2 separate regions of the Mus musculus genome follow, and region 1 is linked to region 2. The links are chromatin loops, found by intact Hi-C in ENCODE. Cell type or tissue: heart. All regions are shown on one strand.

Region 1 (5,000 bases), 130 kb after region 2:
ACTCTGGGGTTCCAGCTTTCCTGATTCACTATCCATGTTTGGGTGAGCTTTCAGGGATGTAGTTCCTGTAAGCAACTCCTCACCCATACTCCTGCAAGTAAATGCAATGAACTCGTTGGTTCACGAAGTTGACTTTGCTAGCAGGAACTACATCCCTGAAAGCTCACCCAAACATGGATAGTGAATCAGGAAAGCTGGAACCCCAGAGTTCTCTGCATGGCTTTCAGGTAGCTCAACAGATCTCTCCTCTTCAGTTGTTCTTCCTGCTTTACAACCCTGGGGAGGAAGGGACTTTGCAAATCTGGTTTCAGGAACATCCTGAGGCTTGTGGGTTGTTTGATGTCTGGGTTTTAATGAGCCTCCCTTCAGAACTTTCTAGGCTTAATGAACTTCATTCCATGACAGAATGTTTCCATTTGAAGCAAAGTGCTCTACCACCATGATACTAGGAGGAGAGGGCCCATGTTGAGTGATGGAACAGTCAAGAGAAAGCCAGGTACCCCAGTACAGAGACTTGGAGGATCTAACAACTGGAGGTATATTGCTCTTATCTGAGGGCCCACTAGGCTACTGTGATGGTTTAAATAAGAATGACCCCCTGTAAACTCATATACTTAAATGTGTAATCACCAAGGTGTGAAGCTCTTTGAAAGGGTTATATGGATTAGGAAGTGTGGCCCTGTTGGAGTAAGTATCATTTTGTTGGAGGAAGTATGTCACTAGGGAAGTGGGTGTGCTTTGAGATTTTAAAAGCCCATGCCAGGCCCAGCACCTTTCTCTTCCTGCTGCCTGAAGATTAGGATGTAGAACTCTCAACTATTTCTCCAGTTCTACATTTGTCTGTGTGCTTTCTGCCATGACAATAATGTACTAACTTTTATAAGGAAGCCCCTAATTGAATTCTTTCTTTTTTATAAGAGTTACCTTGGTCATTGGTCATGGTGTCTCTTCACAGCAGTGACTAAGGTAGCCTTCTCTGGTTTCCTATAGATAGATGTCAATCTCAGACCAGCCCAAGCCCTAAGAGGGGTCACATTCCATGGATTGCCACAAAGGGCCAGACCAGTACAGAGAGGGGTGAAAGATCTTTTCTAGAGTCCCGTCCAGACCAGGGCTGCATATGTATGGCTCTGTCGGGATGATTCCTGGTGGGAGAGCGCCCCCTGGTGCCAGTAGGAGTAATGGTTCCTGACTAGAGCTGTGACCTCTTCCAGGGTTGTGATCTCAGATTTCTTCTACTGTGTGATCATGCCTGTGGTGTCTGCAAAGCAGTGATTTCCCCGGGGGGTGGGGGTGGGGGGCGGCTGGGGGAAAGAGGGGAAGGGACAGTTCCAAATAGCAGAGGAAGGGAGGTTAAACACTTTAAGATCCGGTGTCCTCTCACCCAGGGCCTTTTCTAGAAGCCCCTTTTGTCTCACCCCCTCCAGTTGCCCTTTGGAGGTCTGGGTCTCTGGGAGTAGTATTCAGGCTCAGGATGTGTCCCGGGTCTGCATGAGCCACAGTCAGTGGACTCTCTCAATCTTGTTCACACATACAGCAAAGTGCTTCTCACAATGGACACATTTCCAAATACGAGGCAGTTGGTGAATGGCTGCCCCTAGGAGTTGCCAGCATTTGCTTTCTGCACATTTCCACCACCCTGCCTTGCTTATTACGGCCCTAATTACTCTGTATGCCTGCATCTGCCTGCCCCTTTACAGACCAGAGGGAGCCATTCCCAGGCATAACCGCCAGCTGTAACCACCACCCAACCACAGCTCACTCGACATGATACCAGCTTAATGATCCGTGTATGGCCACTTTCAGGCTATGCCCACCAGGGGTTTATGAAGCTTACACAACAGCTAAACCAGCCAATGAATTTCTTCCCTTCATGGACCCCTCAGGGTCTCAGCAATAGGCTACTTTAATACAGACATCTAAGGGACATTTGCATGGGGTATACCAGAGAGGAAAGGTTTGGTTGCACTTCTGACTTTGGATAATTAATTCTATAGTCCATTCTGCTGGGCTCAGAGATGTGTGGTCAAATATTATTCTGGAAACTTCTCTGAGGAGCTTTCAAAGGGCATCATCATTTAAGCCCATTGATGTTGAGAAACACACACTGTTCTCTCTCTCTCAAACAAGCTGACTCATCCAGTCGAAGTCTGAATGAAGCAACAGACCGGCCTTCCCTAAGCAGATGATACTTCAGTCTGATGGCCTGTGGGACTTGAACATTCGCTTCTTCAAAGTTTCTAGCGCGCACACACACACACACACACACACACACACACAAACACACACAGGCCCAATGAGGCTGAGAATGTTTTGATCACCCTGACCTTCACATGCCATCAGGGAGTCCTTGGGCTCCCTCTGCTGGACAGAAGGAAAATCTTCACTTGTTTTCTGATCTTGGCCTGCCAGGTACCAGGGCCACTTGCCTGCCCTTCTACCATATTTGAACCTTCTTCAGTGCATCTGCCTCTGGAGTCTCTTGTATGAGCTATGCAGGCATGAGAAGAGAGAATGTCTCTGGATTCTTCATCTCTGGAGCTGAGAGAACAGAGACCTGAGATGCAGAAAGGTAGAAGAAGGAATCGGGGCCTACAAGGCAATCTTGTTCCATTTATCACATTCTGCAGTGGTTCCCAGGAAGTGACACAAGGACCAGGTAGAGGATGCATTGAAGGCCAAGAAGAGCCCAAAGTCCTGAATCCCATGCCAGGCATACCCTTTCTGTTGCTTAGATTGGGGTCACCTCCCACCTGAGCTTCTATTTTCTGTTTGTCAGTAGTCTTATATCTCCCCTATGGTATGTGCACAATCTTGTCTCCATGATGCCTGCTGTAGGTGAAAAGGATGCTAAGGTCAATCCTCCCAGTGTAGTGACTCACAGTGCTACTGTGGCATGGCCTTCTGATGTACCCAGTAGCTCTGCATGAGCCCTCAGTGTCCACTATGCTCCTCATGTACACAGGATGTATGCCACTGCCACCCAACAGGAAGACACAGGACTCTCAGACATCTGGATGGAGTGACATTTTGTAATAAAGATGTGTGCATACTATAAAATAGACATCCAGATTTTATAAGGCAAATTATATATTATATTGTCTTATACATTATATATTTGAATATGTAATATAAATGACAGACATTTAAGATATACAAGTGAATAGTTATTGAAAAGAATAGTCTTGTGTTCATGTGTATTATACATAAACATGTGTATGGATCAGTGTGTGTATTTACATTTATAGCAGACATGCATATTTACGAGTATAATATATACGTGTAAATATATTGTATATATGTCCCATAGGCTCTGTGAAGGATTAGCTCCAGGACTCTAAATCAAAACCTGCCACTTCTCGAGTTCCTTACATAGGATTGTATAGCGTTTTGCATCCTCTATATTGTCAGCCTTCTCTAGACGACTTAAACGATGCCTCACATAATGTAAGGGCTTGAAAATGGGTTGTGTACAGTATTATTTAGAAGATGACAAGAAAAAGCTCTACACATGTTTGGTATGGATGTAACTTCTTTCATTCTGTGGCTGTTGAATGTACAGTGCAACATTTGTGCTTATCAAGGGCTGCCTGGATTCAGCTAACAGTTTCTGCCTGTGATGCTGCCACACAACAGCTGCTATTCAGGTGCAATAGATTGCATTAGCATCCCCATCCCCCATCCAGCTCTCCCCAACTTAAAGAATCTTTGAGAGTGAAGCTGACATAGAATCAAAAGATTGGAGTTAAATCTGCCCTTCTGCTTTCTTTAACTTGTTCAACTTTCAGGTAATCTAACCACTCTCCCTTGGTTTTGTCTGGGTTTGGGGGAGACGGTCCTTTCTTGGTACAGTCCCGTGGAGATGAGAGATAATGCAATGAAGAGTTGGAGATCATTAGCTCACATAGGGCAGGTGGTACTTGAATCCTAATTACAAGCTGCAACACTCTGGTCCTAAACACAGAGATTGAAAGGGACATGGTCCCAGTCATTGGGTGACTCAGTGGCATAGCCTTGGCCTAATAGTTCTCAAGGCACCCTTGTTTGTTGGGGAAGCAGTTGAAAAACTACAAATTAACAGCAGGGTAAATATGGGACTGTGCAAGCAACGTAAACACAGAAGGACTAACATCTGGGAGGACGTTCTGCTCCTGAAAGTGAGACAAATGGTTGAGAGACTGGTGGGCATGACACAGAGGGGCTCTGAGAACTGGCCATATTTGGGGAGGGGACAGGAATTTGAGAGGAATACTTTCTGCAGTAATTATTGTCATCCTTTATCTGATAGACTATAAATAGGATTCTATTTTCAGGCCTGGCTTATCCAGAGGACTGAGATAGTTCTCGCTTTTGATGAAAGTGGTCCAGAGTTCTTCCCAAACCCCGGAGCTCCTCCCTCCTCCTTAAAATGAAGAGATTCAATCAAACAGCTTCAAGGTTCCGTTTCATTCCAGAAAGCCATACAACTACAAATTCAATAATGTCATATGAGGAGTCTCTGAAGTAGGGACTGGCCTCCTGATAATGCTCTTTCAATGTCACCTCATCAAGATGTCCTTAGTCATTATCTTAATGGTTTTCTTTCTTTTCTACTTAATAAAAAAAGGACATTAAATCTAACATCAAATTCTGAGATGACCAATTTGTTAAAGCAATTTGGGAGAATGATTTAGCAGCAAGAATAATGCCTAGGCAAGATCCCTGATGGATTTACCTTGAGCTAACCCTGTAACAATGAGGGCCCAGCATGTGCTGAGAACCTACTGTGTGCTGTGTGTCTGGAACAGTAAAGGTAGTAGAGGCACACAAATGAAGGGATGCGGTGTTTCTTGTCACAGCACTCACCATTCGGAAGAGAACAAGAAGCAGAACCATAAGATGCAGACTCTTACGGGAATTCGTCAGTAGAAATGACTGATAATTCAGAGGACCCAGATGAACTGTAGGTAGGAAGGCCAGAGTGCAGATGATGATTCCAGATAAACGGAAAGCCATGCTTG
Region 2 (5,000 bases):
TACCATGACAGAAGAAGATACCAAGTGTTTACGATGATTTATATGTCACTTATAAGTGCCAGACCCAAGAGCTTAAGAGTGACGAAGCATGGAGGCTTCTACATCCACAGTCTTCCTGTCTGCGCCTTTGTTCTGGATACAGGACAAAGCCACCCCTTCCCTTGAAAATGCTACCCAAGTTCCCCTTCAAGAGAAAGTCAAGCCAGTCTTACCGGGGGTCCTCCAGGTCCAGGGGGCCCTGGAACACCGGGTGGTCCAGGCGGGCCCTGTATAGAGAGAGTGGGTGGTTACGAAAGTACACAGAGACACTGCCTGGTCTGTTACAAACCAGTGTTTGAGAAACAGTAGATGGAGTGGCAGTGTAGGAAGACTCTAGTTTCTTCTGCCTCACCTAATTTCAAATGGAAAGGAAGAGTTGAAAATTACAAATAAATATCCTACTGGTGTGCTGGTTAGTTTTTGTCAGTTTAGCACAAACCAGGGTCATCAGGGAAGAGGGAGCCTCAGCTGAAGAATTGCTTCTATCAGATGCAGGGGCATTACCTTGACTGTTGACTGATGTGGGAGGCCCACTGTGAGCAACGCCACCCTTGGCCAGGTGGATCTGGGCTATATACGAAAGATAGCTGAGCAAGCCAGAGAAAAGCAACCCAGTCAGCCGCTCTATGATCTCAGCGTCAGCTCCTGCCTTCAGAGTCTGCCTCAGTGGCTGCACTCAGTGATGGACTATCACACAAAGGTCAAATGAACCCTTTCCTCGCTCTACAAGCTGTTTTGGGGTTGGCGTTTTATCACAGAAACAGGAAACCAAACTAGAGTGAGCCTGCTTTATGACCTATCGTGCTGTATGGTTAAATCCTTTGAACATTTAAGGAGACCAGACATACGTGTACACACACACACACACACACACACACACACACACACACACACACAGATGCATACAGTAGTCACCCATTCACAAGACTCTCCCAGGGCACACCTTGTCTCCACCCATCACGCTCCAGAGCTGATGCCAGTGTCAGCATCACAGAGCAGACTGTGGGTCTCGACCTAAGTCCATTGATTTCCTAGGTTCATCAAAATCTCTCCCCTACTCCGTTGGGATCAATTTGGCCAGGAATAGGGATGTGCATTTTATGTGTAGCATCTACAGGAGTGTATGCATATGTGTTAAATTCCAATTATTCAGTTCCCACGCTAACACAGGGCAGGGAAAAATGGTAAGTAAATATGAGAGGAAGCCAGAGCCCATGCTTCCATGATCATGGGAGTGGGGAGGGAAGAAAGGAATAGAGAGGAACCCGGGCAATGAGTAGGGAGTGAGCTGTGGACCTGGAAGCCTGAAGCAAAGGGTTTAGAGGAGTCACCTGAACAGTGAAGAGGGCAGAAGTGACCAACAGGCTAGGCACACAACAGCAGGCAGAAACCAGCTGTATAAAGGCCAGAAGAATGGAAGGCACTGTGCATTGTACAATAGCCAACTGTTTCATAAGAGGACAGAGCAGGCCTTGATGTGCCAGTGTGGAGAGCTATGAATATACCTTATGAATAACTAGGACATGCATCCGCCATGTGTCTTAGATTTCCAGATGCCCTGTGGAGGCCACCAAAGGCAGAGACATATAGTGGGCCATGGGCTGGTGGTCGCTATGCAATAATGGGTCTCTGGGGGAGAGTGGGGCTCCTTCTGAGTATTTGCAGGTTCGGGACAGTCCTGCCAAGGGCCTTTCATCTGAGAACATCCAAGGGCATGGCAGCTGAACATCCTGCAGGGGCGCCTGTTCTGGGTTTTGGTGGTGGGTACGTCCTTGCTTTTCCAGCCTGGCGTTTCGTATTCCTGCAGAAGTATTTACAACTTTCCCCACCCCACACAACTCTAGGAGCAATAGAAGGCACTAAAGCACGTACTTGCCCATGTCTCCCTCTGGATGTGCCCTTCTCTGGATGTGTCTCTCCCATTCTCCTGCTCTTCTTCACCTGCCCCCTCCTCTGAGATGGCACCCAGGTTCTTGGGTCTTCTCTGTGATCAAGGTCAAGATCAAGGTCTTCTTCTTATCTTACCCTCAGATCCTCAAGAATCAAACAGTCTAGTTTCCTCTGCATCTCGAAGAGAAACTAACTTGGGCCAAGACAGGAAGCCATATTCAGAAAAATGCCTAAGTCATCCAAAAGGTGACTTGAAGGGACCATTTGCATTCAGAGAGCAATAACAGATTATGACCACTGGAGGGCGATAAGAAACAAAGAATGGCACAAGGGTCGCGATCATGAGCTATTCCGTTTACTGCCTCTGGGTGGCATGTGTGAGTCAAACTTTCATACACAAAGTGAGAGCATTTACAAAATGCTTTGAGTGGCAGCTGGAGTTCAGTTTCCCCGTAGCTCGTTTAGACCTGATGTGTCTTTGGAGCAGCATCTATCCTGTTTGAGATGTTTTCCCCTAAGTCTGGGTAACTGGAGAGGCTACAGTGAGCTGGGAAAGGCCCTGGGTAAAGGTCAACCTATCTTCCTTATTGGACAAGGGCTGGGCTGGAGAAAGGTTCCATCAAGGGTGGCTGCCCACCTTGTCCAGCGTCCTCAGCACTGTACCCATCTGCTGCCTGTGATAAACTCTGTTCACCTCTTCATACTGAGGGATCTGCAGAAATCACCAGAACGACTTCCCCATGAAAGCACATACCAGGCCACTCACTGTCACTCGAGGACCCAGCCCCACAGCACCCACCAATGGAGCTTAACAGGGATTTTTCTACACAGATACACAGATAGTACTCATGTGGCCATGGGGACATTTCCCTTTCTTCCCTCCTTACATGCCTGGCCATACGGATAGCTCTAGAATGTTTAGTGCTTTCTAAAACACTTCTTTCAGAAATCGGGCCTGCCAGCCAGCCCACTGCTACTCTGATCTCATTTACCCTCCCCGTCTTTCTATAAACTTCCTTGTCCTGCTGGTGGTGGTGGTGGTGGTGGTGCCCTGGCACACAGCAGTCTAGAGTTGATGATCTTCTGTGAACAGCTAGTGAAAATGAAACCTTTAGTGTCTAAGAGTGAAGAAAACAGTCTTAAACAATAGAGTTTAAGGACCTTGCTAGAGGTCACGCAGCTATCTTCTCCAGGTGGAAAAGTGGCATATGCATCCTGAAGGGTCCACCTGCATCAGAGTCACCTGAATTGGAGGTTATACACACAGAGACCAGAGCTGCCTGTTTAGACTCCTGGCTAGCAGGTTCAGATCAGGTGCCTAAGGTCAGGGACTGGTGTGATGGATGCTCAGTGGTACAGATGTCTCTAGTACAGGATCATTCAATGCCACCAAACCCATCTGCAGCCACCTTCTCTCTAGCTCTAGCCCTGTTACTATGTAAAATATAACAGAGAGGAGGCACCGTGTGCCTAGGAGACACAAAAAAGAAGGTAGAAACCTGGAAGACCTGCCAGGGAGGGTCATTCCACTTTTCCAGCTCTACCTCGTTAGAGCCCACACTGATCAAACGAGGCAGCCTTTTCCACCCCAAGCTGAAAATGAGGAAGGTCCAGGCTAAAATGGACCACACTATGGTTCAATGTACCTCCCAACCCATAACACCAGTCTGGCCATCCTGCTAAAGATGCCAGTCACATGGCCTTCTTGGAGACACATTCTGCCACTGGAGGAGAATCTAGACTGTCCTTGATATCTCCGACTCCAAACATTTAGCACCCAGTTCTGCTGTGCACACAGTAGGGAGTTAACAAAAGTTTGAGGCAGTAAGTAGCCAAGCACTAGGGATGTCCTCAGGAATTAAAGCTACCCACTGCAACAGCCACGTCGAGGAAGAGTCAACCGCAGATGGAAACAGCTGTTACAGAGTCTGGAGACTGCTACCAGGAGGTGTCACATAGCCTCGGGCATCCATTCCAAGTCGCACAGAGCATCTTGCAAGTCCAGTTTGGGGTTGTGGGGTTAATGCAAAGCAGCGTTTAGCCTGCCCTAGGGACCTGCTCTGCTGGCCTTTGCTGGTACTAATGCTTACAAAGGGCAGCAGCTCCTCATGAACACCTGTCCTGCCTCTGGTTAGACTTTCTATGGAGCCTCTTGTCTTTCATTTTTCCATGGATACCTAAGTGAAATGTGGGTTTTCGGGGGACAAGGAAGCCCCCCATCCCCGCTACTGTCCCTGACAACAGAAACCCCTTTGAAAACTAGGATGCTCCACCATTCCTTCGTTACATATAAAGATTTTAGTGTCTCAAGGAAGGAACGGAACTAAAAGAAGATGGAGACGGAGATGCAGGATGCTTCAGTGTCTGCAGCTTCTCAAGATGCTGCTGTCAAGTAGCTCATCTTCTCTGCACCAAGCGACGAGCCGGCTGGGGTTCATGTGAGAACTTAAGGCTTGGGGCTGAGGATATGGTTCAGTGGTGTGGCACCTGCCTGACATGCACGATTCCACACCACTGCAGAGCAAAAAGACAAAAGGTCTGTGGCTCTGGGTGTCCTGGATAATATTCTACATGGCCTCAGGCTACCTAAAAGGATTTCACCTTCATAACCTTTATCACACCAAATATGGCATAGAGGCTATACATCATTCTCTCTCTCTCTCTCTCTCTCTCTCTTTCTCTCTCTCTGTGTGTGTGTGTGTACAGAGAGAAAGAGAGAGAATATGCATACTCCTATTTTTTTCTTTTAATCATTAATGAAAGCATCTAGCTAAATTAATCAGACTATTAACAAGTAACACATTAGCCAATAGATATAAATGTTGACAAAATGCCTGCCTGCTTGTATTACCATTAATGAAAACAAAGTAATTACTCTCCATATTAGTTAAATAATCAGCCTACTAATTATTAATGAAGTAACATTTAATCCCTATATAGTGACTAAACAGCGATCGGATGCAATTAGTAGTTACAATGATGATATGTAAGTAGCCAATTAATCTAATTACTATTAATAAAGAAATTGCAAATAATCATCTCTACCACAGTAATTGCAACCGTGGTACGCT

What was found. A loop is a pair of places that touch in the nucleus more often than their neighbours do. Peaks named below come from ENCODE experiments on the same cell type or tissue, not always from the same donor. Only the 100,000 strongest peaks of a DNase experiment are listed, where the experiment ranks them.
Region 1: it touches region 2 in a loop (9-fold over the local background); 31 of 42 quality-filtered maps call a loop at or near these places.

Annotation. Positions count from the first base shown.
Region 1 is chr15:72,049,289-72,054,288 of GRCm38, forward strand. It overlaps a transcript of Col22a1 not described here. Among named protein-coding and RNA genes, the nearest start is that of Col22a1, 18 kb to the left of the region's middle. In heart, a CTCF peak has its summit at 2,389 (motif pointing left); no DNase peak of the experiment used is centred here.
Region 2 is chr15:71,915,572-71,920,571 of GRCm38, forward strand. It overlaps Col22a1 (collagen, type XXII, alpha 1), which reads right to left. Exons shown (of 64, transcript NM_027174.1): 24 at 213-266. Among named protein-coding and RNA genes, the nearest start is that of Col22a1, 120 kb to the right of the region's middle. In heart, no CTCF peak of the experiment used is centred here; a DNase peak (open chromatin) is centred at 2,290; H3K27me3 peaks cover 763 bases.